Linked DNA regions of Homo sapiens: regions 1 and 3 are each linked to region 2. A link is a loop called in an ENCODE intact Hi-C map of the cell type or tissue named here. Cell type or tissue: PC-9. All regions are shown on one strand. Links, peaks and the distances in the headings refer to the core of each region. The heading gives the core; the rest is flanking DNA. Region 1 has its middle 6.7 kb from the start of CSF3R. Region 2 holds the start of LOC107984940 (a long non-coding RNA gene). Region 3 overlaps THRAP3 (thyroid hormone receptor associated protein 3).

The links. A loop is a pair of places that touch in the nucleus more often than their neighbours do. Peaks named below come from ENCODE experiments on the same cell type or tissue, not always from the same donor. Only the 100,000 strongest peaks of a DNase experiment are listed, where the experiment ranks them.
Region 1: a loop joins it to region 2, with 4 times the contacts of the local background. A loop is called at or near these places in 1 of 110 quality-filtered maps.
Region 3: it touches region 2 in a loop (18-fold over the local background); 1 of 110 quality-filtered maps calls a loop at or near these places.

Annotation. Positions count from the first base shown.
Region 1 is chr1:36,484,023-36,495,265 of GRCh38, reverse strand. No RefSeq gene overlaps it. Among named protein-coding and RNA genes, the nearest start is that of CSF3R, 6.7 kb to the right of the region's middle. RefSeq lists a silencer at 2,344-2,638. In PC-9, for the core only: no CTCF peak of the experiment used is centred there; DNase peaks (open chromatin) are centred at 8,145 and 8,485; H3K4me3 peaks cover 655 bases; H3K27ac peaks cover 2,415 bases.
Region 2 is chr1:36,431,489-36,442,731 of GRCh38, reverse strand. It overlaps OSCP1 (organic solute carrier partner 1), which reads left to right. Exons shown (of 10, transcript NM_145047.5): 2 at 3,822-3,976; 3 at 10,143-10,310; 4 at 10,850-10,930. It overlaps LOC107984940 (a long non-coding RNA gene), which reads right to left and starts at 6,867. Exons shown (of 3, transcript XR_001737976.2): 1 at 6,779-6,867. In PC-9, for the core only: no CTCF peak of the experiment used is centred there; a DNase peak (open chromatin) is centred at 5,631; H3K27ac peaks cover 3,313 bases.
Region 3 is chr1:36,256,594-36,264,550 of GRCh38, reverse strand. It overlaps THRAP3 (thyroid hormone receptor associated protein 3), which reads right to left. Exons shown (of 12, transcript NM_005119.4): 2 at 5,067-5,169. Among named protein-coding and RNA genes, the nearest start is that of THRAP3, 36 kb to the right of the region's middle. RefSeq lists silencers at 3,696-3,852, 6,882-6,941. In PC-9, for the core only: no CTCF peak of the experiment used is centred there; DNase peaks (open chromatin) are centred at 5,690 and 6,970; H3K4me3 peaks cover 2,434 bases; H3K27ac peaks cover 3,956 bases.

The DNA of each region.
Region 1 (11,243 bases), core at 5,105-10,104, 51 kb before region 2:
TGGTGTGTGCCTGAGGTCCCAGCTACTCAGGAGTCTGAGGTGGGAGGATCACTTGAGCCAGGGAGGTCGAAGCTACAAGGAACCATGTTTGTGCCACTGCACCCCAGCCTAGGTGACAGGATGAGACCCAGTCCAAAAAGAAATAATCCAACCCGTGAAGCTCTGCTGGGCGGGGAGATGGATGGACAGGACTGCACAAATCCTGGAGCACAGGTAAGAGAATCTTCAGTGAATTAATGCCGGGATCCCGAGGGGGAGAGAAAGGAAGGGAAGTGAGGAGGAGGTGATAGATGAGGAAATAGAGGGAGCAGAGCCTGGAGGCCTCTCCGAGTTTAGAGAGCAGGAGCTGTGGGGGTGAGGGGGTGAGAGATGGACGGAGGGAGGCCCATGGACAAAGAGGAGGTGTTGGAGTGGAAGGTTCTAGAGGTTGAGCAGATCCAGGTGATGGCAAGGTCCATGATGTAAACAAGATATTGGGTGTCTAAAATGGAAAAGCCCTTAGAGATAACCCAGTCAAGGAATTGAAAACCAGTGGGTCAGCACAGCACACTTGTGGCCAGTAAAGTTCCCCCAGATGGTGGCAGGATGGGAGTAGAGAGAAAGACTGTGAGGGGCTACTCATGTCAAGAGACAGAAGCCAACCGGGTGCCATGGCTCACGCCTGTAATCCTAGCCCTCTGGGAGGCCGAGACGGGTGGATCACCTGAGGTAAGGAGTTTGAGACCAGCCTGGCCAACATGGTGAAACCCCATCTCTACCAAAAATACAAAAATTAGCCAGGCATGGTGGCAGGCACCTGTAATCCCAGCTACTCGGGAGGCTGAGGCAGGAGAATCACTTGAGCCCGGGAGGCGGAGGTAGCAGTGAGATGAGATCGTGCCACTGCACTCCAGCCTTGGTGACAAGAGCAAAACTCCATCTGAAAAAAAAAAGACAGAAGCCAAGTAACTGGAGGCCAGCAGGAGGGTGATGGGGAGTCGTAGAAGGTGGTGCAGCTTCATAGAGCAAGAGCCTTAAATGAGGATACTGGAGTCACATCTGCATGTAACACATCTGGAATCAAGAGGAAATCCAACCACATTTCTGGATCCTGTCATTTCTGGTTCCTGGAGTTTGGGAGAAGGAGCTGCCTCCATTCATAAGGGCTGCAGGGTGATAGTGTGGTATCCTTAGGGATGGCAGGCATTCAGAGGTCCTGTGAGAAAGTTTGCTTGCCACAGACCATTACAGCCTGGGGTTTTATTTACACACTACCCTAAGGTCCAAGTGCAGGGCCTGATTGGTAGTAGGTGCTCAAAATTTTTTACTGGATTAATGACTGAATGGGTGGATAGGTGAGTGCATGGGTGGTGGCTGGATGAATGAATGGATGAGTATGATGGGTAAATGGATGGATGGATAAGTGGTGGGTGGACGGATAGACTTATGGACAGATGGATGCATGGATAATAAATGGATGAATTAGTGGGTGAATGGATGGATGGTAGGGTGGATAGATATACGGATGGACAGATGGATGCGTAGATGATGGATGGATGACTGAGTTGATAGTTAGATGGTTGGATGGAAGGATGGATGGACGGACGGACGGACAGATGGATGGACAGACAGATGGACAGACAGACGGACGGATGGATGGATGGGTAGGTGCATAGATGAATGAATGGGTAAGTAGATGGGTGAATAAATGGGTGAGTGAGAGGGTGAATAGAAAGAAGAGCTCATGGGGCACGGGAGTGGGTAAATAAATAAGTGCATGAATTGAATAAACTGGACATTCCAGGAAACATAGAATAGCCTGGGAGGTCAGAGATGTGATAGAGATAACACATCCAGCCTCACCTCAGCAGTCTAGACCACTCATAAGAACAGTATAACCACAAGGAGGCTGCAAAAGCCACCATCCCTCTACTCCCTTGTGCCCCCCAACCTAGAGGCTTATCTATGGGCAGGAGCCCCCATCTGTGTCCCCTGGTTCCAGGCTGCAATGGCAGAGGACATGGGACCAAAGGAGCAGACTGGCTACCTCTGGAAACTCCTCTTCCTTCTCAGGATCCAGGTCAGACTCCCCAGGAAGCAGGGGAGAATGCTGGCCTTAGGCTCTGATCCCAGAATCTCTGAACCTGCCTTTGCCTCTCTCTGTCCTTACACAGGTCATTTGACTTCTCTTGGCCACTCTTCCTGGCAAGAATTTTAGGAAAAATGGCCCTGTCTTCTCCCTTCCACCTGCCCACCCCAGTGCTGTGGGGACATAAACCAGCTGCCCGATGGGAAAGGGGGCCTCAGACCCCAGAAAGATGGGTCCAGCTCCCTCACCCAAGGAAGCCCACTAATAGGGCAGTAACTGGCCTGGCCTAGGGACTCTTTCCCGCACCCATCCCCATCCTCCTGCCACAGGGTTGTAGAGGGAATAGGTTTCCTCTGAGCCAAGATAAGCATACGAGCTTCATCTCCCTTCAGTCTCTGATTCCGCATCACCCCGACCACCAGGACCATGCCCCTCCCCAGCCATACCACGGCAGGCCAGGCCCGGAGAGCAGAGATAAGGCCCTCCTGACCAGAAGACCACAAGCAGGGGATAAGAGGGAGGGGAAGTCTTCTCTTCTGCCCACTCAAAGCTAGAATTCTGCTTCCTTCCCCAGAGGCAGGCCCCGGGAGAGCATCTGGGCAGCCATCCCAGCCTCTCTGCAGCCTGGGGAGAGAGGCTGGGGTGTTTTGCCCACCAGTATTCGGTATCAACGACGTCCTAATTAATTCATTTCTCATTTTGGGGCACCAATCAAAGGAAGGAAATCCTGCTCAGCTGAGCACCAGGGAAGCAGGAGAATGCAGTGCTGGCTGCCACATGTTGGAAGAGACCTCCAGATCTCTCAGTAGGTAACTGGATGGCCACAGGGGCCCCAAGGCCTGAAAATCCAGGTCCAACATCCAAACTGTACAGCAACCTTTCATGGACACCTCCTCCATGCCAGACCTCATGTTGGGTACTGAGGTAACGGATCCATCCCAGGCTTCACAGAGCATCTCGGAGCAACGCCTAATGCAGCCTGGGAAATCTGGGAAGCCTTCACAGAAGAGGTGACATGCCAGCTGGATTTTGAGGGATGAAAGAGATTTCTTCAGACATAGAAATAAGGGAAGGACATTCTGAAGCAGAGGGAAACTATGAGAAGAGGCCTGGAGCCATGAAAAAAGCAGCACATGATTAGACGATGATAGTAACTGGAATGGTTGAAGTGTCAGGTTCATGAAGAGGAAGAGGGCCAGGCGCGGTAGCTCAGACCCGTAATCCCAGCACTTTGGGAGGCCAAGGCGGGCAGATCACGAGGTCAGGAGATCGAGACCATCCTGGCTAACACGGTGAAGCCCCATCCCTTCTAAAAATACAAAAAATTAGCCGGATGTGGTGGCACATGCCTGTAGTCCCAGCTACTTAGGAGGCTGAGGCAGGAGAATCGCTTGAACCCGGGAGGTGGAAGTTGCAATGAGCCGAGATTGCACCTCTGCACTCCAGCCTGGGCAACAGAGCAAGACTCTGTCTCCAAAAAATAAATAAATAAATACAAAACTACCAGGGCGTGGTAGCACATGCCTGTAATCCCAGCTACTCGGGAGGCTGAGGCAGGAGAATCGCTTGAACTCAGGAAGCAGAGGTTGCAGTGAACCGAGACTGAGCCATTGCACTCCAGCCTGGGCAACAAGAACGAAACTCTGTCTCAAAAAAAATAAAAAATTAATTAATTTTTTTAAAAATGAAGAAGAGGAGTTGGGAAAGGGAGTATCAAGAGATGAGGCTCTTGGATCTACCCAGATAATCCAAGATAATCTCCTCATCCCAACATCCTTAAGCTTAATCACATTTTCAAAGTTCTTTTGACATGTAAGGTGACATATTCACAGGTTCCAGGGATTAGGACCTGGACAAAAAAGAGAGAGAGATGAGGCTGCAGGGTGAGGAAGGATTCAGGGTCTGGTTTTGAAGGGCCTCAGAGGACATGAGGAAGACTTAGAAGTTTAGCCTATGGACAGCGAGGAACCAATGGATGGATGATTTTCTTTTTTTTTTTTTTTGAAGGAGTTTCGCTTTTGTCGCCCACACTGGAGTGCAGTGGCACAGTCTCAGCTCACTGCAACCTAAATACAACAGAAATTCCCTATAATTCCCAAGGACAGGCCATAGTTGAAAGAACTAATAGAACACTCAAAACTCAATTAGTTAAACAGAAAGAAGGGGAAGACAGTAAGGAGTGTACCACTCCTCAGATGCAACTTAATCTAGCCCTCTATACTTTAAATTTTTTAAACATTTATAGAAATCAGACTACTACTTCTGCAGAACAACATCTTACTAAAAAGAAGAGCCCATATGAAGGAAAACTGATTTGGTGGAAAGACAACAAAAATAAGACATGGGAAATAGGGAAGGTGGTAACGTAAGGGAGAGGTTTTGCTTGTGTTTCACCAGGAGAAAATCAGCTTCCTGTTTGGATACCCACTAGACATTTGAAGTTCTACAATGAACCCATTGGAGATGCAAAGAAAAGCGCCTCCACGGAGACGGAGACACTGCAATCAAGCACCATCAACTCACAAGATGAACAGAATGGTGATGTCAGAAGAACAGATGAAGTTGCCATCCACCAAGAAGGTGGAGGCGCCGACTTGGGCACAATTAAAGAAGCTGACACAGTTAACTAAAAAAAAAAAAGCCTAGAGAACACAAAGGTGACACAAACTCCAGAGAACATGCTGCTTGCAGCTTTGATGATTGTATCAACTGTGGTAAGTCTCCCCATGCCTGCAGGAGCAGCTGCAGCTAATTATACCTACTGGGCCTATGTGCCTTTCCCGCCCTTAATTCAGGCAGTCACATGGATGGATAATCCTGATGGGAGATAGGCTCATGAGCCTAGAACATCGTTTCCAGTTACAGTGTGACTGGGATACATCAGATTTTTGTATTACACCCCGAGTTTATAATGAGTCTGAGCATCACTGGGACATGGTTAGACGCCATCTGCAGGGAAGAGAAGATAATCCCACTTTAGACATTTCCAAATTAAAAGAACAAATTTTCGAAGCATCAAAAGCCCATTTAAATTTGGTACCAGGAACTGAGGTAATCGCGGGAGTTGCTGATGGCCTCACAAATCTTAACCCTGTCACGTGGGTTAAGACCATCGGAAGTACTACTATTGTAAATTTCATATTAATCCTTCCCCAGAGGCAGGCCCCAGTCTGCAGGTGTACCCAGCAGCTCCGAAGAGACAGCGACCATCGAGAACAAGCCATGATGACAATGGTGTTTTTGTCTAAAAGAAAAGGGGAAAATGTTGGGAAAAGAAAGAGAGATCAGACTGTTACTGTGTCTATGTAGAAAGAGGTAGACATAACAGACTCCATTTTGTTCTGTACTAAGAAAAATTCTTCTGCCTTGAGATGCTGTTAATCTGTAACCCTACCCCCAACCCTGTGCTCACAGAAACATGTGCTGTGTCGACTCAAGGTTTAATGGATTTAGGGCTATGCAGGATGCACTTTGTTAAACAAATGCTTGAAGGCAGCATGCTTGTTAAAAGTCATCACCACTCCCTAATCTCAAGTACCCAGGGACACAAAACACTGCAGAAGGCCACAGTGACCTCTGCCTAGGAAAGCCAGGTATTGTCCAAGGGTTCTCCCCATGTGATAGTCTGAAATATGGCCTCGTGGGAAGGGAAAGACCTGAGCGTCCCCCAGCCCGACACCTGTAAAGGGTCTGTGCTGAGGAGGATTAGTAAAAGAGGAAGGCCTCTTTGCAGTTGAGATAAGAGGAAGACATCTGTCTCCTGCTCCTCCCTGGGCAATGGAATGTCTCGGTGTAAAACCCGATTGTATGTTCCATCTACTGAGATAGGAGAAAACCGCCTTAAGGCTGGAGGTGAGACATGCTGGTGGCAATACTGCTCTTTAATGCATTGAGATGTTTATGTATGTGCACATCAAAGCTCAGCACCTTTTTCTTAACCTTATTTATGATACAGAGACATTTGTTCACATGTTTTCCTGCTGACCCTCTCCCCACTATTACCCTACTGTCCTGCCACAACCCCCTCTCAGAGATGGTAGAGATAATGATCAATAAATACTGAGGGAACTCAGAGACCCGTGCCTTCGCGGGTCCTCTGGAGCACCAGTCCCCTGGGCCCACTTTTCCTTCTCTATACTTTGTTTCTGTGTCTCTCTCTTTTGTCAGTCCGATGAGAAACACCCACAGGTGTGGAGGGGCAGGCCACCCCTTCAGGGTCTGGTTTTGAAGGGCCTCAAAGGACATGAGGAAGACTTAGAAATTTAGCCCATGGACAGCGAGGAACCAATGGATGGATGCCTTTTTTTTTTATTTTTTGAAGGAGTTTTGCTTTTGTCACCCACACTGGAGTGCAGTGGCATGGTCTCAGCTCACTGCAACCTCCACCTCCCGGGTTCAAGTGACTCTCCTGCCTCAGCCTCCCGAATAGCTGGGATTACGGGTGCCCACCACCACGCCTGGCTAATTTTTGTATTTTTAGTAGAGATGGGGTTTCACCATGTTGGCCAGGCTGGTCTCGAACTCCTGACCTCAGGTGATCCACCTGCCTTGGCCTCCCAAAGTGCTGGGATTACAGGCATGAGCCACAGCGTCCAGCCAATTTTCTGTTGGGTGGTGACATACTGGAATTCACAATTTGGAAGAAGCACTCCAGCTAAGTATAGCAAGGGTGTATCCCAGGAATGAAGGCAGGGAGACCAGGAGGAAGCCGAGACGTCATCCAAGGAGACAACAATGATGGACTGGCTTCCTGCAGGGGCCATAAGGTGGGAGAGAAGGGACAAATCGCACTGGAAGGAGCGACAGACTGGATGTAGGGGGTGACCAGCAGGGAGGTGTTCAGGACCAGTTTAAGTTTCTGGATTCACCAGGACAGAAAAGCAGGTTTTTAGGAGAAAACATGGAGGAGCTCAGCTGGGAGGCGTGTTTAGTTTTGATGTGTGTGGAGCTTCAAGGGGAGCTGGGGGTCTGAGAGGCAGGACTATGAGGTGCTACTCAGGGTCATGCAGCATCAATATCATCTGTGGGTCTAGAATGCAGGCCTTCCCTCCCCACCACCACCACCACCGTCATTCCCAGGCCTGGGCCACCTTCTACCTCTGTTATGGCACCCATTCCAGCCTCCATGTCTTTGTTCTCACTGTTCCCCTGCCCAGCATACCTCCCCTCTTCCATACAAGTCCCACCCATCTGTTCAGTTCCCACCTCAACCAAGTGGTTAGAGCAAAGGTCCGAGGTCAGAGGTGGATGGGGCCTGAAAGAGTGGTGGTGAGTGTGGCAGAAAATGCAGAAGCCTTATTTAGAGCCCAGCTCAGCCTCAAAATGGCTGTGGGACATGAGCAGGTCACGTTCCCTCTCTGGGCCTCAGCTTCCCAACCTTTCAGGGATGAATAAGGAAAGATCCTTGAAGTTACAGATCTGGAAAGCGCCATAAGGTAAAACATCATCAGGACACTGAAGGTATACCACAGGACACACTCTACAAATGAGGAGAAAGCTTATGAAAAAAGACTTAGTGGCCCAGTGCGGTGGCTCACGCCTATAATCCCAACACTTTGGGAGGCCGAGCAGGCGGATTGCCTAAGGACAGGAGTTCGAGACCAGCCTGGCCACCATGGTGAAACCCTTTCTCTACTAAATATACAAAAATTAGCCAGGTATGGTGGCAGGCGCCTGTAATCCCAGCTACTTGGGAGGCTAAGACAGGAGAATCGCATGAACCTGGGAGGAGGAGGTTGCAGTGAGCCAACATCGCGCCACTGCACTCCAGCCTGGGCAAGAAGAATGAAACTCTGTCTCAAAAAAAAAAAAAAGAAAAGAAAAAGAAAAAAAGACTTAGTGGCATTTTCTCTGAGCCTTGAAGAATGAGTAGAATTTCAGCAAGTTGAGGTGGAGGTGAGGGAGGGCACTCGAGGCAGAGAGAACAGCCTGAGCAAAGGCCAGGAGGCGGAAAGTTCAGGGTGGGTTCAGGGAAGAAGGAGTGTCCAGTTTCTTTCTAAGTCAACAGCTCAAGGGCTTTTTGTAAGTGGGCTGTCCAAGCGGAGCAGCCTCCAGTAAACACCTGTTTGCACAATCGAGGTCACACACAGGGGCGCGTTTGCACAATGACCTGTTTGCACAATCTTAGCTGCCTGCTGTATTCCAGCCAACCCCGGCCCTGGCAGCTGAGCACCACAGCCTCAACTTCCGGGCACTCACCCCAGCTTGCCCACCTGGACCCCGCCCCGGCCCCTCTGAAACAAGCTGCTCCTTGACCTACCCAGAAGCCCCACACATCACAGGCAGTAACAGAAACAGAAACAACTCGGGGCTCAGTAGCTAGGCTGCCAAGAATAGGGTTCCCTCACCAGCACTCCCTTACCCAGGGTTTCCAACACACAGAGGCCTTGTCTGATGGAGGAGGGGCGGGAGGCAGGACAGCTGGAAGAGGAAGTATCCACAAAGCCGACACTGGGTGCGGGTAGAGGGGATGACTCCTCGTCTGTCTTGTGCTCTTCAGTGCACCATAGTAAACACTTATTAAGCATTTACTGTGTTCCTGGCTGTGTTCCACAAGCCTTACGGTCACTGATTTCTCTCAAGAATCCTATGAAGCCAATACTGTTAGCCCCATTTTACAGATGACAAAACCGAGGCTTAAAGAGATTAAACATTTGTTTGGAGTCACACAGGCAGCAAGTGGCAAATTGAAGCAGCCTGACTCCTCAGCTCATCATCTTAACCTCAGTACACTCTAAAGAAAGCTCTTCCTTAAATCTAACTTTCATTTCCTTAAATCTAACTTTTATTCTGGCTGCTGCAGCTCCATTTCCTGGTGCAGGTCCTCAACAGAGAATGGAGCACAAAGGAGAATAGTAGAATCTCCCTCCTAAATATTGAATTATGCAGAAGGGAACAAAGGAAAGCAACTTTATTGAACACCTACTATGCGCTGGTTACCATACTAGGCATTGTATTTCTGATAGCTAATTTAATTATCACAAAATCCCTGGGAGGAGTTATTATCACTGTGACAGATTAGGAAACAGAGGCTTGGAAGAGGTAAACACCATCTCCAAGGTTCTGCAGCCCAACAGATATGCATTGAGTATCCTCTGTGTGTCCGGCACTGTACTGAGGCTAGAGAGGCAGAGGTGAGAATACAGTTTCTGCCCTCAAAGAGTTCACAGTATAATGGAGGAGGCAGGCGGCCAACAGCCTACTACAGTATTACAGGATGAATGGGGAGAAGGGCCCCTAATTCAGCTTGACTAAGGTGTGGAAGCCCAGAGGGATGCTGAGCTCAGGCTGGATGCTTGAACTGGGTCAGGAACAGGACTCAGCCAGCAGGAGGTGACAGGCGCTCCGCAGAAGAAAGGCACAGGGTTGTTCCAGAGCCTGGGGCAGGCAGGGAAATACTAGTGAATTTGGCATGACCGGAGCATGACGGGCTGGATCTGAGGAAGCAGGGGCTGGTGAGGCAGGAGAGGGAGGCGAGGGTAACTTGCATGTCCGGTTCAGGAGTTAGGATGTGACGACGGGCCTCTGAAGAAAGACAGGGAGAGGAGAAGGATTGCAGGGCCATTGGCAAGGCTGAGACGGGAGCTCCATAAAGGCAGGAACTAAAACTGTGTCTCACCATTGTGTCCCTGCACCTGCTCCAGGAGCAAGTTCTCTGAATGATGAACAAAAGGCCCATTCTCCTTCATTAAGAACTGACTGGGGCCAGGCGCGGTGACTCATGCCTGTAATCCCAACACTTCGGGAAGCCGAGGCAGGCAGATCACTTGAGGCTAGGAGTTCGAGACCAGCCTGGCCAACATGGCAAAACCCTGTCTCTACTAAAAATACAAAAAAATTAGTCGGGCGTGGTGGTGCGTGCCTGTAGTCCCAGCTACTCAGAAGGCTGAGGCAGGAGAATCACTTGAACCTGGGAGGCAGAGGTTGCAGTGAGCCGAGATCGCGCCACTGCACTCTAGCCTGGGTGGCAGAGCGAGACTCCATCTCAAAAAAAAAGAATGAAAATAAAAATAAAAAATAAATTTAAAATGACCAGAAGGCCAGGTGCGGTGGTTCACGCCTATAAAACCAGCACTTTGGGAGGCTGAGGTGGGCGGATCACTTGAGGTCAGCAGTTCAAGACCAGCCTGGCCAACATGGTGAAACCCAATCTCTACTGAAAATACAAAAATTAGCCAGGCATGATGGCAGGCATTTGTAATTCCAGCTACTTGGGAGGCTGAGGCAGGAGAATCACTTGAACCTGGGAGTCAGAGGTTGCAGTGATCCAAAATCGCGCCACTGCATTCCAGCCTGGGTGACAAAGTGAGACTCTGTCTCAAAAAAAAAAAAAGAAAGAAAGAAAAAAAAGAACTAAAAGAACTGACTGGACATGGGAATGTGGAGAAAGGGTTGTAAGGAATGACTCCTGAGTCCCTGAGCTGCATGACTAGGGAGAGGAGGGGATGGTGGTTAATTCACCATGACAAGGTACGTGGGGATTAGAGACAGATTTGGTGAAGTGGGGGAAGATTCATCCAGTTGATCATTCATTCAACAAACACGCATGGAGGCCTTACTGTGTGGCAAGCAGTGTTATAGACACTGGAGATAAAGTTTTGAACAAAACAGATAAAAACTGTTGCTCTTATGGAACTTTCAGTCTAGTGGGGATTGAGACAGCCAATATCAGATGGTGAAAAGGGATTTGGGGGAGAGAGAGATAGGGAGTGGGAGGGAAGGGGCTTGCAAATTTTGAAAAGGGTGCTCAGAGAAGGCCTCAATGAGAAAGTGACATTTGAGCAAAGACCTGAAGAAGGGGAGGGACCAGCCCATGTAGCTATTTGCGGGGGAAAGAGTCCAGGCAAATGAAACAGCAAGTGCAAAGGCCCTGAGGCAAGAGACAGCATAACAAGTTCAAGAAGCAAAGAACACAGAGTAGCTGGAGCAAGGCAGCAAGGGGGAGAATAACAGGAGAGGGATCCAGGAGGTAACAGGGATACCAGGTTTTGTAGGGCCTTGTAGACCATCCAAAGGGCTTTGACTTTGACTCTGAATGAGACAGGAGCCATTGGAAAGGTTGGGACGAGGATGGGCTGATCAGACTTCTGTTTGATTGATATCGCACTGGCTGCTGAAGGAATTACAGACAGGTGCGGGAACAAGGATGAAATAGAAGCAGGAGAGCAGGCAGGGG
Region 2 (11,243 bases), core at 3,697-8,696:
CCTGGGACATAGAAAGGATTGAAACATGGTAACTATTCAGGAGGGTTTCCTAGCCTCTCTCTAAATTCTTGGCTCCAAATTTCATATTCCCATAAACAAGTCAATTTAGAGCAGAGGTAATTGGTAAAAACTTGATTGCTTTCATCAAGATAATTATTTCATCAGACCAGTCTCGAAAAAAAGCCCAATTGAAGTACTTGGTACACTTTATTACATTTCACAACCATCGTTTGACACTTCTTGAGCAATTTTTGACCCGTCCCTCCCTTGATGCATAGCAGAATTTCAGGTATGAAGTGTGGATTTTGAGAGCTTTTCATATACATAATTGAATCATTGAAATTTATTTTAACATAAATGTTCAAAAATAATGAACAGAAACTGGCTTCATAATCTGAACCCAGGACTAGAAGCTTGCTATGTTGAGAACCCAATTACCAACTTTCTGAGGCTCCTGTGAAAAATCCCTTCCCTCCCCTGCCTTAGCCTCCTTTTTTTTTTTTTTGAGACGGAGTTTCGCTCTTGTTGCCCAGGCTGGAGTGCAATGGAGCGATCCCAGCTCACTACAACCTCCGCTCCCAGGTTCAAGCAATTCTCCTGCCTCAGCCTCCTGAGTAGCTGAGATTACAGGCATGAGCCACCACGCCTGGCTAATTTTGTATTTTTAGTAGAGATGGGGTTTCTCCATGTTGGTCAGGCTGGTCTTGAACTCCCGACCTCAGGTGATCCACCCACCTCGGCCTCCCAAACTGCTGGGATTACAGGCGTGAGCCACTGCGCCCGGCCCCCCTTAGCCTCTTCCTATTGAAATCCGGCTCCTAGTATATTCCGGCCTCGTGAAAAGTATGCAGAACTCATTTGCATGCCAAAAACCAACACTTAGACTAATGGGCGGGTCTGATTAAAACTATTTCTTCAGGGATGTTAGGATGAAGGGAAAAAAATAAAAAACAAATTACTTTTTTTTTTTTTTTTTTTTTTGAGCTGGAGTCTCGCTCTGTTACCCAGGCTGGAGTTCAGTGGCGCGATCTCGGTTCACCGCAAGCTCCGCCTCCCGGGTTCACGCCATTCTCCTGCCTCAGCCTCCCGGTAGCTGGGACTGCAGGCGCCCGCCATCACGCCCGGCTAATTTTTTGTATTTTTTTTTAGTGGAGACGGGGTTTCACAGCGTTAGCCAGGATGGTCTCGATCTCCTGACTTCGTGATCCGCCCGCCTCGGCCTCCCAAAGTGCTGGGATTACAGGCGTGAGCCACCGCGCCCGTACGCTAATTAAATTTTTTAAAAAAACTATTTCTCAGGTTTAACCTAAAGATGATGTGCTGCTTCTCTAGGGCCAGGATAACATCTCCTTCCTCTTTGTGCCTGTGGTGTTTATTTCACTGTCTGGTACCTAATAGGTCTGCCTCAACCAAGGGCTGGGTGAAGCAAATTGTAAGACAAAAACATGTTAACGTGTGCCTCCATCTTATTTCCAAAGAGTGAAACGAGAAGAGGGAGCCCTAGGTGTCGTGGCCCAACCATTAAACTGCCATTTCCTCTTTGGGGGCATTTGTACTCACTGCTCTGCCCACAAGGACAGACCCCGCCGTCCTCTTCCCAGCAGGTGAACTGTCTGGATGCTGGCGCCAGGAGCCATGGTGCTCCAGAGCTTCTTCACTTCCCACGGGGAAAGACTTCATTTTGCTTTTCACTTTGCCCGAGTAGCTAACAATCACCTTGGGGTATTCTTTCGTCCAGAACTGATTTATCTGGGTGTAAGCTATTTCCCTAGCTCCTAATAAGGGCTCAAAGACCCCAGAGAAATGACTCAGCACCTAGGTGAATAGCAGCCCTTTGTAAGCATTAACCTAACCAGAGTTGATGTGATGCTTCAACTTGAATTCTTCTTTGGCACTCCTCCTCCCTGGCTTACGTAAGTCTGTGGAAAATTCTTCATATTCTCTCTTTTGAGGACTTATGTGTGGCTTTTCAATTGTGCCTGTTTCCTTGCAAATGCTACATTTTATGTAGGCTATGGTAAGAAAAAGGTTAGAAAACCCAGTTTATTGCAGGTTCTTTCTTGTTTCAGTGCAATGGAGGTGGTCAGGCATGAGGCAAACCTGACAGAGTTCTATGTCTCTCCAAGCTGTCCACGGTGGGGAAATGTTAGGGCACATCAAGGGCAAGCTGGGATGGTTTGAAATTGTCAGATGTCAGGGACATCCTGTGTTGGTAATGGATTTGGTTCTCCCTCACTGAGTAATAGGATCAAGTCTAGTGTAAAATCTAAAGGTCAAGTGTGAGTTTAGCATTTCTGTATGGAGCCACAGTCAGTTCATTTGTGTCACCGGGGGTGTGTGTGTTGGGGATGTATCCCCTCTCCCCTCTCTCTGTAGCTCTTCCATTTAAGATTTAAGTACAACCAGCCCTCAGCTCCCCCTTCCCCCATAAAATGTGTTGAAATGCTTTAAAATGCGGGCCTGAGCCCTCCGGGTACTTCTGTCAATTACTTACAGGTTGAGAGTGCCTAAAATAATCACTTCACTGCTCTACCTTGCCTCTGCTCTAAAGAGACATGGCCACAGGCAGTCATCTGGAGTGTCCTTTGTGTTCAGCAAAAGAAGAAGGAATTTCTATATTTCAATAATAACCACTCATGTTTAATAAGTGATTTTGTATAATTATTTTAAGTAACCCAGTTTTCTTTCAAATTTGAATTTCTGTAAGTGTATATTCTCAGTATCCACATATGCTCACATTTAGGCGAGGATAACTGGTTTAATTAAGGATAATCTATGTTCAACCATACCTCTTCCTATTTCTCATACCTGAGGGTTTTCTTGGCCCTTAACTAGTGATATTTCATTTCAGTAGTGCAAAATATCTAGATGAATGAAGACCTAAAACTATAGACACTTTAGTTTGTACACTTCTTTCTCACCAGAGGGAAATTTTCCATTTGAACAGCAGTGTGAGATATAGCACTACACTGTAGTATCAAGATTATAGATCAAATGTGGAAATTAAGGCATTCAAAAATGGTGCTATTCAAAGTACATGTCTTATAGCAACATTACAAGTGTTTTAATCTCTAACCAGTGGGTAGACTTGTCTATTTTCAGGAGGTATTATTAAGAGTCAATTACCATTGTTGGTCCCATTTTTATAATATTTAATTTTAAGTAAAAATGTTTAGATTTGGTTTTAAAAATTATAGGAATTTTTATTTTTATTTTATTTTATTTTTTTAGACAGGATCTCCTTCTGTTGCCTAGGCTGGAGTACAGTAGCACAATCAGAGCTCACTGCAGCATTGAATTCCTGGGCTCAAGTGATCCTCCTGCCTCAGCTTCCAGGCCCGCCACCACACCCAGCTAATTGCTTTCAATTTTTGGTAGAGACAGGGTCTAACTATGTTGCCCAGGCTGGTCTCAAACTCCTGGCATCAAGTGATCCTCCAGCCTTGGCCTCCCAAAGCGCTGGGATTATAGGCGTGAGCCACCACACCCAGCCAGTAATCTTTTTTAAAGAAAGAAGAAATATTCCTCTTATCATCAAGTGAGATAATATTTATATAAGGAGTTTATAATCTCTGAAGCACAACACATTAGTGCCTTGTCTTCATTTATGTCTTCCCTGAAATGGTGTCATAAAGCACTCTCAGAGCCCTGCTTTCTACCGGGACACCTGTGTGGTCCCCTCAGGGAGCTGATCTCACCAAGCATACAGCATCCCAATTCTGTACTGTACACGCTCAGCTCCTGTACCTGCACACAAAGAGCATTTCGGGATAGGCTTGCTTCAGTACTTTGCTCAGCTGTGTTCTCTCTTGTCTCTGCAGTTCTGAATGACATCATCTCCACCATGTTCAATAGAAAGTTTATGGAGGAATTATTCAAGCCTCAAGAGCTCTACTCCAAGAAGGCCCTGAGGACTGTCTATGAGCGCCTGGCTCATGCCTCCATTATGAAACTGAACCAGGCCAGCATGGATAAGGTGAGCAGACAGCTGCCTTTGTCATCTTGGTTGCATTTTTTGTACCTTTTGTGGATGATCATAGACTGGGGTCACATGAGATGATGTATGCAATGGTCCTTGCAAGAAACAGGCATGTGTAAATACTAGTAGTTGTTGAGTTTCAGAGTGGGAAAGACCTCAGAAATCATCCACAACAACCCCTCTGTTGTTTATGACATTCCACCTGCCCAAAGAGAGTGCTGGGTTTTATTTGTTTGATTTGTTTTGGGTGTTTTTTTGTTTTTGAAATGGGGTCTCACTCTGTTGTCCAGGCTGGAGTGCAGTGGTACAATCATAGCTCACTGCGGCCTTGATCTCCCAGGCTTGAGCAATTCTCCTGCCTCAGACTCCCAAGTAGCTGGGACTACAGGCACATGCCATCACACTGGCTAATTTTTTTTTTTTTTTTTTTTTTTTGAGATGGAGTTTCGCTCTTGTTGCCCAGGCTGGAGTGCAATGGCGTGATCTCGGCTCACCACAACGTCCGCCTCCCGGGTTCAAGCGATTCTCCTGCCTCAGCCTCTCAAGTAGCTGGGATTACAGGCATGCGCCACCATGCCAGGCTAATTTTGTATTTTTAGTAAAGACAGGTTTTCTCCATGTTGGTCAGGCTGGTTGCAAACTCCCAACCTCAGGTGATCCACCCGCCTTGGCCTCCCAAAGTGCTGGGATTACTGGCATGAGCCACCGCGCCTGGCCACACTGGCTAATTTTTAAATTTTTGTAGAAATGGGGTCTCACTTTGTTGCCGAGGCTGGTCTGGAACTCCTGGGCTCAAGTGATCTTCCTGCCTCAGTCTCCCAAAGTGCTAGGATTACAGGTGTGGGCCACTGCACCCAGACAAGAGTGCTGGCTTTCATGCCCATATTTATGAACCCCAGGAATACATGCCTTAACACAATAAAAGCACTCAACCCTGAGTGGGCATGGTGGCTCACACCTGTAATCCTAGCACTGGGAGGCCGAGACAGGCGGATCACTTGATGTCAGGAGTTCGAGACCAGTCTGGCCAACATGGTAAAACCTCATCTCTTCTAAAATTACAAATATTAGCTGGGTGTGGTGGCATGCACCTGTAATCCCAGCTACTCAGGAGGCTGAGGCAGGAGAATCACTTGAACCCAGGAGGCGGAGGTTGCAGTGAGATGAGATCACACCACTACACCCCAGCCTGGGCGACAGAGTAGGACTTCATCTCAAAAATAAATAAGTAAAATAAATAAACAATTTTTAAAAAGCACTCAACCCCAAAACTTTAATTCTGCCTCATTCTTCACAAATCTCAGCTCTGCAATGTAGAAACCAGATATTTTTTAGAGCAAGTTCAAAAACAGTCTTTACTCATAATGTGAACATATCTATTTCTTTGGGAAACAAAGTATTGGGATGCTGTGATTTTTTAAATAATAATTCCTTCAAGAATATATCTACCTCTGAATAATAATGATAATAATAATAATAATAATTCCACATAAATAAATGGCAGAGGACAGACAAGTCTGTTTAGAAGAATTCCAAATGATTTATGTAGATACTCTGCCCTCAGGGAGGGAGAGTGTAACTCCCCCTCCTTAGGTGGGGGCTGCACTTTAAAGAGTACAGTATGGAAAGGAGGGAAGAAATAATTAGCTTTACAGTAGAGAAACTTGATAAACTACCCCAACCGGATGGTCAAGGTAACATCAACAGTGATGAGTCAGGTTGCCAGTATGTACCCTGACATGATGTGATGAAAATGGAACTTCACCTCTGTGGTCTTCCTCCCCAAAACTCCAAACCCCAGGCTAACCATAAGAAAAACATCACACAAATACTGTTGGTTGGTCATGCTTACAAAATACCTGACCAGTACTCAAAACTATCAAGGTCACCAAAGTCAAGGAGAGTCAGAGAAACTGTCCAGCCAAGAGGAGCCCAAGGACACAGGACAGCAGAATAGAATGTGGTGTCCTGGATGGGATTTCAGAACAGAAATAGGATGTCAGGGGGAAACTAATGAAATCTTTAAAGTTTGGTCTTTAGTTAATGTAAAATATAATAATAATTCCTTTACAACTTCTCCCACCATGTGAAAGAGGACTACCAGGCACAGTGTCTTGCAGCTCTAATATCAGTGCTTTGGGATTGAGGCCAGGAGTTCAACACCAGCTTGGGCAACACAGCAAGACCAAATCTCTACAAAAAAATTTTAAAAGACCAGGTGTAATGGCGTATGCCTGTAATCCCAGCACTTAGGGAGGCCAAGGCAGGAGGATCGCTTGAGCCCAGGAGTTCAAGACCAGCCTTGGCAACATAGCAAGACCCTGTCTCTAAAAAAATAGAGAGGGCCGGGCGCGGTGGCTCACGCCTGTAATCCCAGCACTTTGGGAGGCTGAGGCGGGTGGATCATGAGGTCAAGAGATCGAGACCATCCTGGCTAACATGGTGAAATCTCGTCTCTACTAAAAATACAAAAAAAAAAAAATTAGCCCGGTGTGGTGGTGGGCGCCTGTAGTCCCAGCTACTCGGGAGGCTGAGGCAGGAGAATGGCGTGAACCTGGGAGGCGGAGCTTGCAGTGAGCTGAGATCACGCCACTGCACTCCAGCCTGGGGGACAGAGCAAGACTCCATCTCAAAAAAAAAAAAAAAAATAGAGAGAGAGAGAAAGAAAAATTTTAAAAATCATGATGACTGATGGTGGGAGTTAGACTTGCAGAGTCAGCACTCACTTATTACTGGTACTTAGAAGACTCAGGGAGACAGACTGCCTTTAACTGGGCCCTCTTACCTCTTGCCACTTACCTTTGGAAAGTTACTTTAACTCGGCCAGGCGCGGTGGCTCATGCCTGTAATCCCAGGACTTTGGGAGGCCGAGGCAGGCGGATCACGAGGTCAAGAGATCGAGACCATCCTGGCCAACATGGTGAAACCCCGTCTCTACTAAAAATACAAAAAATTAGCTGGGCATGGTGGCAAGTGCCTGTAATCCCAGCTACTTGGGAGGCTGAGGCAGGAGAATTGCTTGAACCCGGGAGGCAGAGGTTGCAGTGAGCCAAGATCGCGCCATTGCACTCCAGCCTGGGCAAAAAGAGCAAAACTCTGTCTCAAAACAAAAAAAAAAAAGTTACTTTAACTCTCTGAGCCTTCATTTTCTCATCTGTAAAATGAGGATAATAAATGCTACTTCATCAATTATTAGGATAATTAAGTGAGAAACATACCTAGGCCTGGCATATAGCTGTTCAATAAATATTAATTATATTTTCAGTTCTGCTTGCTCTTCTCTCTCTGCCTTTAAAAAAGTTTAGAGACTGAGCACAGTAGCTCACACCTGTAATCCCAGCACTTTGAGAGGCCCAGGTGGAAGAATCACTTGAGCCTGGGAGTTCAACACCAGCCTGGGCAACATAGCAAAAACCCGTCTCTAATATTTTTTAACATATTAAAAAAAAAACCATAGTGAGACCTCATCTCTACTAAAAATTAGAAGAACTAGCTGGTCACACAGTGGCACACAACTGTAGTCCCAGCTACTCAGGAGGCTGAGACAGGAGGATAGCTTGAGCAGGGGAGGTTGAGGCTTCAGTGAGCTGTGTTCACGCCACTGTACTCCAGCCTGGGTAACAGAGTGAGACCCCCATGTCAAAAAAAAAAAAAAAAAAAAGAAAAAGAAAAGAAAAGAAAAGGAAGTTTAAATTTCCATAGAGGAAGGACACAGAACTTAGAATTAAAAAAGCTGAGTTTAAGCCTTAGCTCTACCAGTTACTAGCTGTGAGACCCAATTTACTGAATTACTCTGAACTGGCATTCCTTCATCTTATACCTGTTTTTATTCTTTATTTCTAGCATGGTTTCCTATATACGAGCACTTAATGTTTGACAATGATGGCAGAGTCTCAAATCTGTATCTCCAGTATTGTACTTTCCCAATCCCCATGCACACACACCAGGCTATTCCTGTTTTCTGGGGCTTGTTTTAATTTCTTTTTTTTTTTTTTTTTTTTTTGAGACAAAGTCTCACTCTGTCACCCAGGCTAGAGTGCAGTGGCACTAACTCGGCTCACTGCAACCTCTGCCTCCCAGGTTCAAGCAATTCTCCTGTCTCAGCCTCCTGAGTAGCTGAGATTACAGGCACGCACCACCACACCCGGCTAATTTTTGTATTTTTAGTAGAGATGGGGTTTCAACATGTTGGCCAGGCTGGTCTCGAACTCCTGACCTCAGGTGATCCACCCACCTCGGCCTCCCAAAGTGCTGGGATAACAGGCGTGAGCCACTGCATCTGGCTAGCTATTCTGGTTGTATGCCACCTTCTAAGTGGAAATGTTTGGCTGCAGGTAGGAGAAATGGGATTGTGTAGCAGGGTCCTGGCAAGTGCCTTAGAATCTGATAGTCTTGAGGTCAAATATCATTCTGCACTTACCAGCAATATGAAATTAGGCAAGTTTCCTCATTATTAAACTGGGCTAATACCTACCTCATAGAGTTCTTGTGAAGAATAAATGGGATCAAATGAGGTAATATATATACACGTGCTTGGCATGACACTCAGATGGTAGTTGTTTATCGTTTCAATCCTGCCCCAGACATGTCCTTAAGTTAACCGTCCATCTTCTCTCCTGGCTCTTCCGCTCCCACATCCCTCAGACGTCTTTTCCTCCATCAATAGCATCATCCCTCCCCACCCGCACTAGGCTGAAAAGGTGCAGTCCTTCTGGACAACCCTGATCATCATCCCCCAAATCTAGGCAGTCACCACCTACTGACAGCTTTTCCTTCTAAATATCGCGTGATCTTCCTTTCCCTGACTTCTCCGTTCCCACTATCTTTTTTCCAGGCCTTAAGTCTGGATTGCTCCAACAACATTTCTTTCATTCATGCAATCAGTAGATATTTATTGTAATCTTTTCAGGAACCAGGTGCTAGCTACTCCCCCTAACTAGTCTCTCCCTTCTGTCACAGCTCATCATTGCCAGATCTCGTTCAGTCACCACTTTGATCATGTCAGCCCAGAAAACTTTAACCCCCTAACTTCTACTACATCTAGTCTAAATTATATTGTGTATCTCCCCAAAAACTTTATTCTATTTTTAATAATTCAGCTTTTATTTTATATTCAGGAGGTACATGCACAGGTTTGTTACATGGGTATATTGCGTGATCCTGAGGTCTGGGGTACAAGTGAGCCCATCAGTCAGGTAGTCAGCATAGTACCCAATAGTTAGTTTTTCAGCCCTTGACCCCTACCTCCCTCCCTCCCTCCCCATTCTTGCAGTCCCCAGTTTCTATTGTTGCCATCTTCATTTGCCATACTTACCCAGCTTTATTACCTGCCATCCCCAACACAAACTGTCCTCAGGCCATTCTCCTCTTTCTCCCAGAAAAATAACATACTCATTGCTGCCTCCAGGCCCTCACATGTACTGTTTCCCTCAACTGGAATGTCTTTCCTCTGCCCTCAGCCAATTTAAATCCTGCAGCTGCCTCGAGGGCTATATAAGGCCACTTGTACCACAAAGCCTGCCTTCACCACTTTGGTCCCCACCAGTTCCTCCCTTCTGATCTTTCATGTATGGTCATACCACACCTATGTGGAGATGGCTTGTTGATATCCACATAGTTCATCATTTAAAATGATTCTTATAAAGTTGTAGAACTCTATGCTTGCCACTTGCACACATATTGCCTCATTTATTGCTCTCAGCACCTCTGCAACATTGGGAAATTAGAGAGTATTTTTTTACAGATGAGAAAACTCAGGCCCAAAGAGGTTAAGAAACTTGGCCAAGGTTATACAATAAGTTAGGAGGAAAGGAGTACTTAAATTTGCATTTTCTTTCTCCAGATCCAGTGCTCACTTTGGGACTCCGCTGCTGCCAATATTATTTCAGACGTATCCCATTAACAATACACATCAGGTGACCAGAAATCCTGGTTTGCCCAGGAATGTGCTGGCTTACTCCTGTTTTCCTGGCTTAATTATTAAAAGCACCCGCCTTGACTCTCAGAAGTGTCTTGGTTTGGGTGATAAGTGATATGGTCCCCCGAGCTGTATGGCAAGCCCAGAGTTGGTTTTCAGTAAATGCTTGACTGAATCACTGTTTGGAGATTCTCACACCTGATTTTGATATGATCCCATTTCTTTTGCTTGTGTGTGGGTTGGCAGCTCTATGACCTGATGACCATGGCTTTCAAATATCAAGTATTGCTGTGTCCCCGACCCAAGGATGTGCTGCTGGTCACTTTCAATCACTTGGATACCATCAAGGGATTCATCCGAGACTCCCCAACCATCCTGCAGCAAGTGGACGAGACTTTGCGGCAGCTGACAGAAGTAAGAGTGCCATCAGTGTCTCGCCTCTCAGCCCCAGTACTTTTTCTCATCCCTCTGTTAAGAACAGGTAGATCTATGACAGAGAGAACAGGATGAGGAATGGCAAAGCCTGCCACTCTCCCAGAACATTCTGAAAAGCAATCCGTGTCCATTTTGGTAATGTAACAGGCATCATCATCTTATGTCCTCTTACTGATGCCTTCACAATTGGAAAAGCAATATACAGAGCATAGCCATTTTCTCCTCACTTTTCGGAAAGGGACTTGGTGGTGGATGTTCTGCTAAATCTTGGGGAACAGGCTCTCCAGGTCTGTGGAGAATGGGAGACAGGAAGTGTACCCCTGCTCAGGTGTGGGGTAACAGGCTTTGTCACCGTGGAGAGGCAGCACTGCTGGTCTCCCCGCTGCCCCTCCTGCCCAGCAGCCCAGTCCTCTCCTTACCTATCTGGCTCCCATCCCTGAGTACCCATCTGCCCTGCCGGTGCGTACTACTCATCCCTCTTGGAAAGTGAAGTGCTGCTTTCTGCTTGCCTTTGGCAGATATATGGTGGTCTCTCTGCAGGGGAGTTCCAGCTGATCCGGCAGACACTCCTCATCTTCTTCCAAGACCTGCACATCCGAGTAAGTCAATAGGCAGCCCTGGGAACACTCAGGAGCTGCTGTACCAGGGAAACAACCCTGGTAGTCATGAGGGCAAACAAGGACGGAGATTTTGCCCAGTTAGTGATGTCCTCAGGGTTTGCCTCTCTAATGATAAAGATATTGATAATACATCTCAGCAGTTTTTAAATGGACCAAGGAAGACAGTGATGCTGCCATTCTTTTTTGATTACCTTGTGAGTTTCTTGGAAATATAGTTTCTTCTGTTACTTCTCCAGAGGAAATATGCTGTCAAGTCAACAGCCTGATCTCAACTGCAAAACCTTTTGTTGAG
Region 3 (7,957 bases), core at 2,958-7,957, 180 kb after region 2:
ACACTAAAGCAAATTATCATTCTAAAATGCTCAGTCCTAAATGGACAAGTCACTTTGTAATACTGGGCCAGGTTCGGCAGTAAGTAGAGGCTTTGGTAGCAAAAACGAACTGGGTTCAATCTTGGCTCTGCCACCCATTCCTGGACAAAATACTTAACTCTCTCCATCTTCCAAATGTGACCTACACCTTACAGGACTGCCAGGAGAATTAAGGAAGCACATACACAGTGCCTGACACACAAGTGAGTAAACACCTTAAACTATGTTTAGCCACAGAACCAGAGTGGTTGGAGGGAGAGATTTAGGAACTTCCCTGGGAGTAAACAGATTTCATAACTGATTCTATTTTCTTGCTATTTATTAAAACCTGCCTACAAGAAGGAGAATGGCGTGAACCTGGGAGGCAGAGCTTGCAATGAGCTGAGACTGCGCCACTGCACTCCAGCCTGGGCGACAGAGCGAGACTCCGTCTCAAAAAAACAAACAAACAAAAACCAAATCTGCCTACAAGTAATAAGTGATCAGGTATCTTCCTACACAGCAATAAAGCATTTTATATCTTTCCTGGCTAAATTAGCATGTGTCACACTGAAGAGGTGTGCTAGAAGGAAAGGTCGTATTATCAAGAAAGACCTAAGTCAAAAGGTCACATTCACCTTTGGAAGACAAATCTCTTCGATGCTGGATGTTAGCAGGGAAAATCAACAGCAAGCTAAAAGTTCACTTAGAACTTTTTCATCAAAACATCCCCAGTGTAAGCAACTTGAGATACTCCTCTGAGAATTCAGTCAATGCGTGTCTATTAAGCTCAGGATCATCTATGCAATTAATCATTGGGGAAACAAAATGAATAGCACAGCTGGCGGCTTAAAAAAAATATTCAATTCACCCCAGAGGCTCCTCTCCTATGTCTCTCAGGGACAGTAACAGTAATTTTAGCCCCCATTTTAAATGAGTATGTTACCATTGGGGAATATTTTCTTCTCAATTCTTAAGAGAAATTCTCAGCTTTCCTAACTTAATAAAGACACTATAATCTATATTAACTAACGACCTGTGGTTTCCTTCCAGCTCTCATTATGATAAATCTTTTCTAAGCTAAATTAAGCAGCCAATCATGACACTTAACTATTTTTAAAAATGGAATTATTGTCCAGGTGCAGTAGCTCACCCCTGAAATCCTAGCACTTTGAGAGGCCAAGGCGGGTGGATCACTTGAGCCCAAGAGTTTGAGACCAGCCTGGGCAACATAGTAAGACCTCATCTCTACAAGAAATACAAAAATTAACTGGGCATGGTGGCTTGTGCCTATAGTCTCAGCTACTCAGGAGGCCGAAGCAGGAGGATCACCTGAGCCTGGGAGGTCAAGGTTGCAGTGAGCCGTGATCAAGCCACTGCACTCCAGCCTTGGCGACAGAGCCTCCAAAAAATAAATAAAATAGGCCGGGTGCAGTGGCTCACGCCTGTAATCCCAACACTTTGGGAGGCCAAGGTGGGCAGATCACGAGGTCAGGAGATAGAGACCATCCTGGCTAACACAGTGAAACCCCATCTCTACTGAAAATACAAAAAAAAAAAAAAAAAAAAAAAATTAGCCGGCCCTGGTGGCGGGCGCCTGTAGTCCCAGCTACTTGGCAGGCTGAGGCAGGAGAATGGCGTGACCCCGGGAGGTGGACTTGTAGTGAGCCGAGATCGCGCCACTGCACTCCAGCCTGGGAGACAGAGCAAGACTTCATCTCAAAAAAAATAATAATAATAAATAAATAAAATAAAATAAAATAAAATAGAAGCATTACTATTAAAGCCTTGGGCTAAACACTGATAAATACTGTAATCACCTACAGAACTTTAAAAAAATATCCATCCATCAAGATTCTAATTGAAGAAACTGAGAATGGGATTCAGAGCCAGTGGGCCATGGACATTCTTTGCAGATCACCCCCATACTGATATACAGACATCCACTGTTTACAAAGAGTTCTACATAAAGCCTGGATAGAACTACAGTAGGAGAAATAAGCTGTTTGACAGCTTTTACAGACAATGGTCTTTTTAAGATCAAATCATCTTCCCAAAGATGATCACATGGAGGTTTAGAGGAGGAAAAAAACGTGTGTGTTAGATTTATTTTGTTTTATATTACTATATCACTGTTTTGTATTATGTTTGGAATGTGGCAGGCCATCATTCATTAACTTAATCATACTAGTTTATCTGTTCCTTCAGAAGTATGAACTCTTAGAACTGTACCATCCAATACATATGTAGACTCAGCACGTGAAATGTGGCTGATCTGAACTGAGATGAGCTACAGGTATAAAATAAACATGGGATTTCTAAGGCTTGGTATAAACAGAAAGTAAAATATCTCACCATTCTTTATATCACTTATATGTTGAAATAAGAATGTACTGGATATATTGAATTATATAAAACATATCGTTCAAATTTATTTCATCTGTTTTTTTAAATGTGACTACTAAAATGTATTAAATGACATGTGGCTCACATTCTTCTTTTGAGCAGCACTGTCCTTGAGAACAACGATGATTATATCTTCAAATTGAGAACCCAATCTAGTACTGTCCAGTCACTTTTAGATTTGTCATTTATACTTGCCATTTCTAGTCTCTACCCACTAAGCCTTTCCTGTTGCAGTAACTCTCCACATGAGTTTGGGGGAGCAGCGGAGATGTCTTAAATACAAACACAACTCTACGTAAGAGACCAAAAATGATTTAAAGATCTACTACCATTTTGGATCATACTAATCATCTAAGTTTACAAAAGAAATCAAGGAGAACCCGACCGGTTGCTTCCACTTAAAATTATTTAAAATACTACTCGAAGCTATCTAGAGACACCAACTCCACCTCAGGTAGATCCACACACTCAACCAGAACTTAGTCCAGATACATGTGATCAGTGTAGTTCGTCTCTCTGGGATTTCCTTTTGGAATAGCATATGAACTGCTTACAGAAATGGCTCTAATTTTTTATTTTATTTTTACTTTTTTTGAGATGGAGTCTCGCTCTGTCGCCCAGCCTGGATTGCAATGGCGCGATCTCAGCTCACTGCAAGCTCCGCCTCCCGGGTTCACGCCATTCTCCTGCCTCAGTCTCCCGAGTAGCTGGGACTACAGGCGCCCACCACCGTGCCTGGCTAGTTTTTTTGTATTTTTAGTAGAGATGGGGTTTCACCGTGTTAGCCAGGATGGTCTCGATCTCCTGACCTCGTGATCTGCCCGCCTTGGCCTCCCAAAGTGCTGGGATTACAGGCGTGAGCCACCGCACCCGGCCTAATTTTTGTATTTTTAGTAGAGATGGGGTTTTACCATGTTGGCCAGCTGGTCTCGAACTCCTGGCCTCAAGTGATCTGCCCTCCTCGGCCTCCCAAAGTGCTTCGCTTACAGGTGTGAGCTACTGCGCTTAGCCCAAGATAAAATTTATAATATAGCCAAAATGCTTAAATGTATTGTGGAAGATTTACACTTATGGTTAGAGTTTAGGGAGAAATTACTGATAAAGACATAGAAACTAAGCAAAATAGACAAAAAGATTATTAAAAACAGAAAACAAATAGTTGTACAAAAAAGGAAAAGTAAACACAACATGTAAAATGACTGGGCTGTGAATAAGCGCTACGTAATCATAATAATGTTGTAAACCATGATACTGCCATGACTAAAATTATATTATAACCAGAGTGCCTTTTTTTTTTTTTTTTTTGAGACGTAGTCTTGCTCTGTAGCCCAGGCTAGAGTGCAGTGGTGCGATCTCAGCTCACTGCAAGCTCCGCCTCCTGGGTTCACACCATTCTCCTGCCTCAGCCTCCAGAGTAGCTGGGACTACAGGCGCCCACCACCACGCCCGGCTAATTTTTTGTATTTTTAGTAGAGATGGGGTTTCACCGTGTTAGCCAGGATGGTCTCGATCTCCTGACCTTGTGATCCGCCCGCCTCGGCCTCCCAAAGTGCTGAGATTACAGGCGTGAGCCAGGTGCCTGGCCCCAGAGTGACAATTAATGTTGGCATGTGAGGTGGTCAGGTAAGCCTACCAAAAACGACCACTATTTAAGGAGTGAAGTTAATAAATAATAACAAACACTGTAAAGCAAAAGAGGCTTATTATTTAGAGAGATATACCAAAAGGAACTGGAGAGTTGAAAATGACTGCTTCTAAGGGGCTGGGAAGGGGAGTGGGGAAGGACTGCTGTTTTTCATAAAGAGCCCTAGGGAGCTGATGGTCTGGTATGTCTACTATAGTGTTTTTGCAAATATATACAGCTTTTGTTTGTTTTTGTTTTTCTGAGACAAGGTCTTGCTCTGTTGCCCAGGCTGGAGGGCAGTGGCAAGATCTCGGCTCACTGTAACCTCTACCTTCTGCATTGAAGTGATTCTCCTGCCTCAGCCTCCCAAGTAGCTGGGATTACAGGTGCCTGCCACCATGCCTGGCTAATTTTTGTATTTTTAGTAGAGACGGGGTTTCACTATGTTGGCCAGGCTGGTCTCGAACTCTTGACCTCAAGTGATCACCTGCCTTGGCCTCCCAAAGTGCTGGGATTACAGTCAGGAGCCACCACGCCTGGCCCCCAATTTTAATTAAAACAAGTATATATCCAAGTAACATAAGCATGAAAAGGGACTGCTTCCCAAAATATTAATGATTACAGATGTCAAGTTTACCGACAGCCTTTTTCAAACGAATACTGTTTCATAAGAACCCAGAACTTCCATTAACGAATCATCTGGATAATCAATTCTTTTTCTTTTCTTTTTTTTTTTTTTGAGACAGGGTCTTGCTGTCACCCAGGCTGGAGTGCAGTGGCATGAACATGGTTCACTGCAGTCTCCAACTACTGAGCTCAAGCTATCCTTCTGCCTCAGCCTCCCAAGTAGCTGGGACCACAGATGTGTATCACCAGGCCTGGTTAAATTTTTTTATTTTTTGTAGAGACAGGATCTCACCATGTTGCATAGGCTGGTCTCGAAATAATCAATTCTTAACGTAAGATTGGTTTTACAAATTAGTGAAGTTATTAGTTTCTTTTACCACCATGCTTTTACCTTATTTGAACAATGATTCAACTCGTACTGGATCCCAGACACTACCCCAAAAGAACACCCGCAGCACCACTGGCTTCTTCACTTTACAAGTCAGCATACACTTCTGAAATGAGAGAAAATAAGTAGTGATAAAATGGCTACCCAAATGCAGATTCTGTTACTGATGCTCAAAATCTATAAACACAAACCCTACTTTAGCCCTCAGCTTTACTCCAAAAGGACCCAAGCTTTTCTCTCAAAGTATGAGATGGTCTGCCTCTGTCTGACAGGTTTTCATTCATCTAACCTCCTACAGTATGGAAAGCAAAAGCCTTCCTTACTGTAACCTGATACTTTCACTGGCAATATTTCAGGTGCTAAGGTTTTCATTATGCAAGACTAATTCACAAGCTCCACAAAACTCAACCTGGTGAACCTGACAAAAATCAGATGTTTAAAATAAGAAAGCAATGAACAGAAGTATATTAAAATGAATTTAACAAATGCATTTCAAGGTAAAGTAACTCTCCGTACCTACCCATAAAAGCACAAAAATTCCCTTCTGCTCCAGTTGTCTATTCCCAGATCTATGAACATGGTCATACATCAAAGCTATGTCCAGCGTTTTCCAAAACAAACAGGAAAAACAAGTTCCAAGACCAGCAAGCTCATGTAGGTAATTAGATGTCCTCACTCCTGCCTTATCAAAACTTTGTTGTTATTCTTATTACAGGGGCAGTGGCTCACGCCTATAATCCCAGCACTTTGGGAGGCCAAGGCGGGCGGATCACGAGGTCAGGAGATCGAGATCATCCTGGCTAATATGGTGGAATCCCGTCTCTAGTAAAAATACAAAAACAAAATTAGCCAGGCGTGGCAGCAGGCACCTGTAGTCTCAGCTACTCAGGAGGCTGAGGTGGGAGAGTGGCGTGAACCCAGGAGGTGGAGCTTGCGGTGAGCCGAGATCGCGCCACTGTACTCCAGCCTGGGGGACAGAGTGAGACTTCGCCTCAAGAAAAAAAAAAATTACTAACAGGATAATACTGTTTTATCCAGATGAGGCTTAGTATTCAGATCCTTTACCAAATAACAATGTCGGTATGTGTTTCTTTATTAATGTAAGTACAAATATAGCACTTTAAAAAACTCACTCAAAATACTTTTTCATGTCTTCTCGCTATGTATTCTTCTAATTCAGCCTAGGTTACATCAGCCAAAACTTCTTCCCCTGATTCCTCACTCCAGAGGCACAGAGGGCTCACATCAGTCAGCTCTGCCTAGCTAGTGAGGGAAATCCCATGTCTGCTACAGGACTGCAAACTGCTCTTATGCTGTAACATGTTGAATTTAAAAAACAACCTATTCCAAGCCGGGCGTGGTGGCTCATGCCTGTAATCCCAGCACTTTGGGAGGCCGAGGCGGGCGGATCACGAGGTCCAGAGTTCAAGACCAGCCTGGACAACATGGTGAAACCATGTCTCTACTAAAAATACAAAAAGTAGCCGGGCATGGTGGCACATGGCTGTAATCCCAGCTATTCGGGAGGCTGAGGCAGGAGAATCCCTTGAACTCGGGAAGCAGAGGTTGCAGTGTGCCGAGATCGTGCCATTGCACTCCAGCGTGGGTGACAGAGCGAGACTCTGTCTCAAAACAACAAAAAAACACAATCTATTCCAATACATCCATCTTTCCCTCTAATTCTAACCAGATGGCAAAAGTACACACACATAAATCTCCCATTTTATTACTCCATCATATTTCCTATTAATTAACCTCTTCTTGGATATTGGCAAGAATTTTATCATTCCAACAAGTCTTCAATTCCCCATTGTTGCGATGAGTGAATAAGCAAATCTGAGGCTCTGGCCTTTAGTTACTCTGTGACAGCGAAGAGACACCTGAAACCCTGAGTCACCCCCTGCCACCACAGTTGCCCTCCTCCTGCCTAGCCTGTCCTGCATGTCATCTGGCCAGCCACAGGCATACTTGTCAGCCTCTATCTCCTGAACCTCCTTTGGCCAAACAGCAGTGTATTAGCAAGGAGACTCCACAATAGACCCTCTTCCCTTCTACACATTACTAATTGTCCACTTATTCAACAAATAATTTATTAAGTACTGACTACATGCCAGGCACTATTCTAAACACTGGAGGTTCAATAATTTAAAAGTCCCTTCATGCCTGGAACTGACATTCTAGTGAGCAGATGAGGGCACCTGGAGGAGTAAAAGTTATACAATTTTATATCACGCATTAAGGGAAGGCCTCTCTCATGAGACAGCTGAGCAGAGACGGAAGAAAAAGAGTATACTGGGCCTTATCTGAGGAAACAGCAAATGCAAAGACCCTGGGGAGGAAACATGCCTGACTGTCTGAGGAAGAGACAAAAATAAGAATGTCTGCAATGTTGGCCAAGCGCGGTGGCTCACACCTGTAATCCCACCACTTTGGGAGGCCGAGGCGGGCAGATCACCTGAGGTCGGGAGTTCAAGACCAGCCTGACCAACATGGAGAAACCCCGTCTTTACTAAAAACACAAAAAATTAGCCTGGCGAGGTGGCTGGTGCCTGTAATCCCAGCTACTCAGGAGGCTGAGGCAGGAGAATCACTTGAACCTGGGAGGCAGAGGTTGTGGTGAGCCGAGATCGCACCACTGCACTCCAGCCTGGACAACAATAGCGAAACTCTTGTCTCAAAAAAAAAGAATGTCTGCAATGCAAACGGTTACCAATGAGCTGTTGGTAGATCAGGTCAGAAACACAGCTGAATGGACAGGGCCTTGCAATCAAAGTAAGGACTTTGGTTTTCCTCTGGGTAATGAGGGCAGCCACTGGAGTGTTTAGAGCATAAAATAGGAGCATAATTATGTTTCAAAATACCACAAACTGCAATGATACATGCTCGCTGCTGCG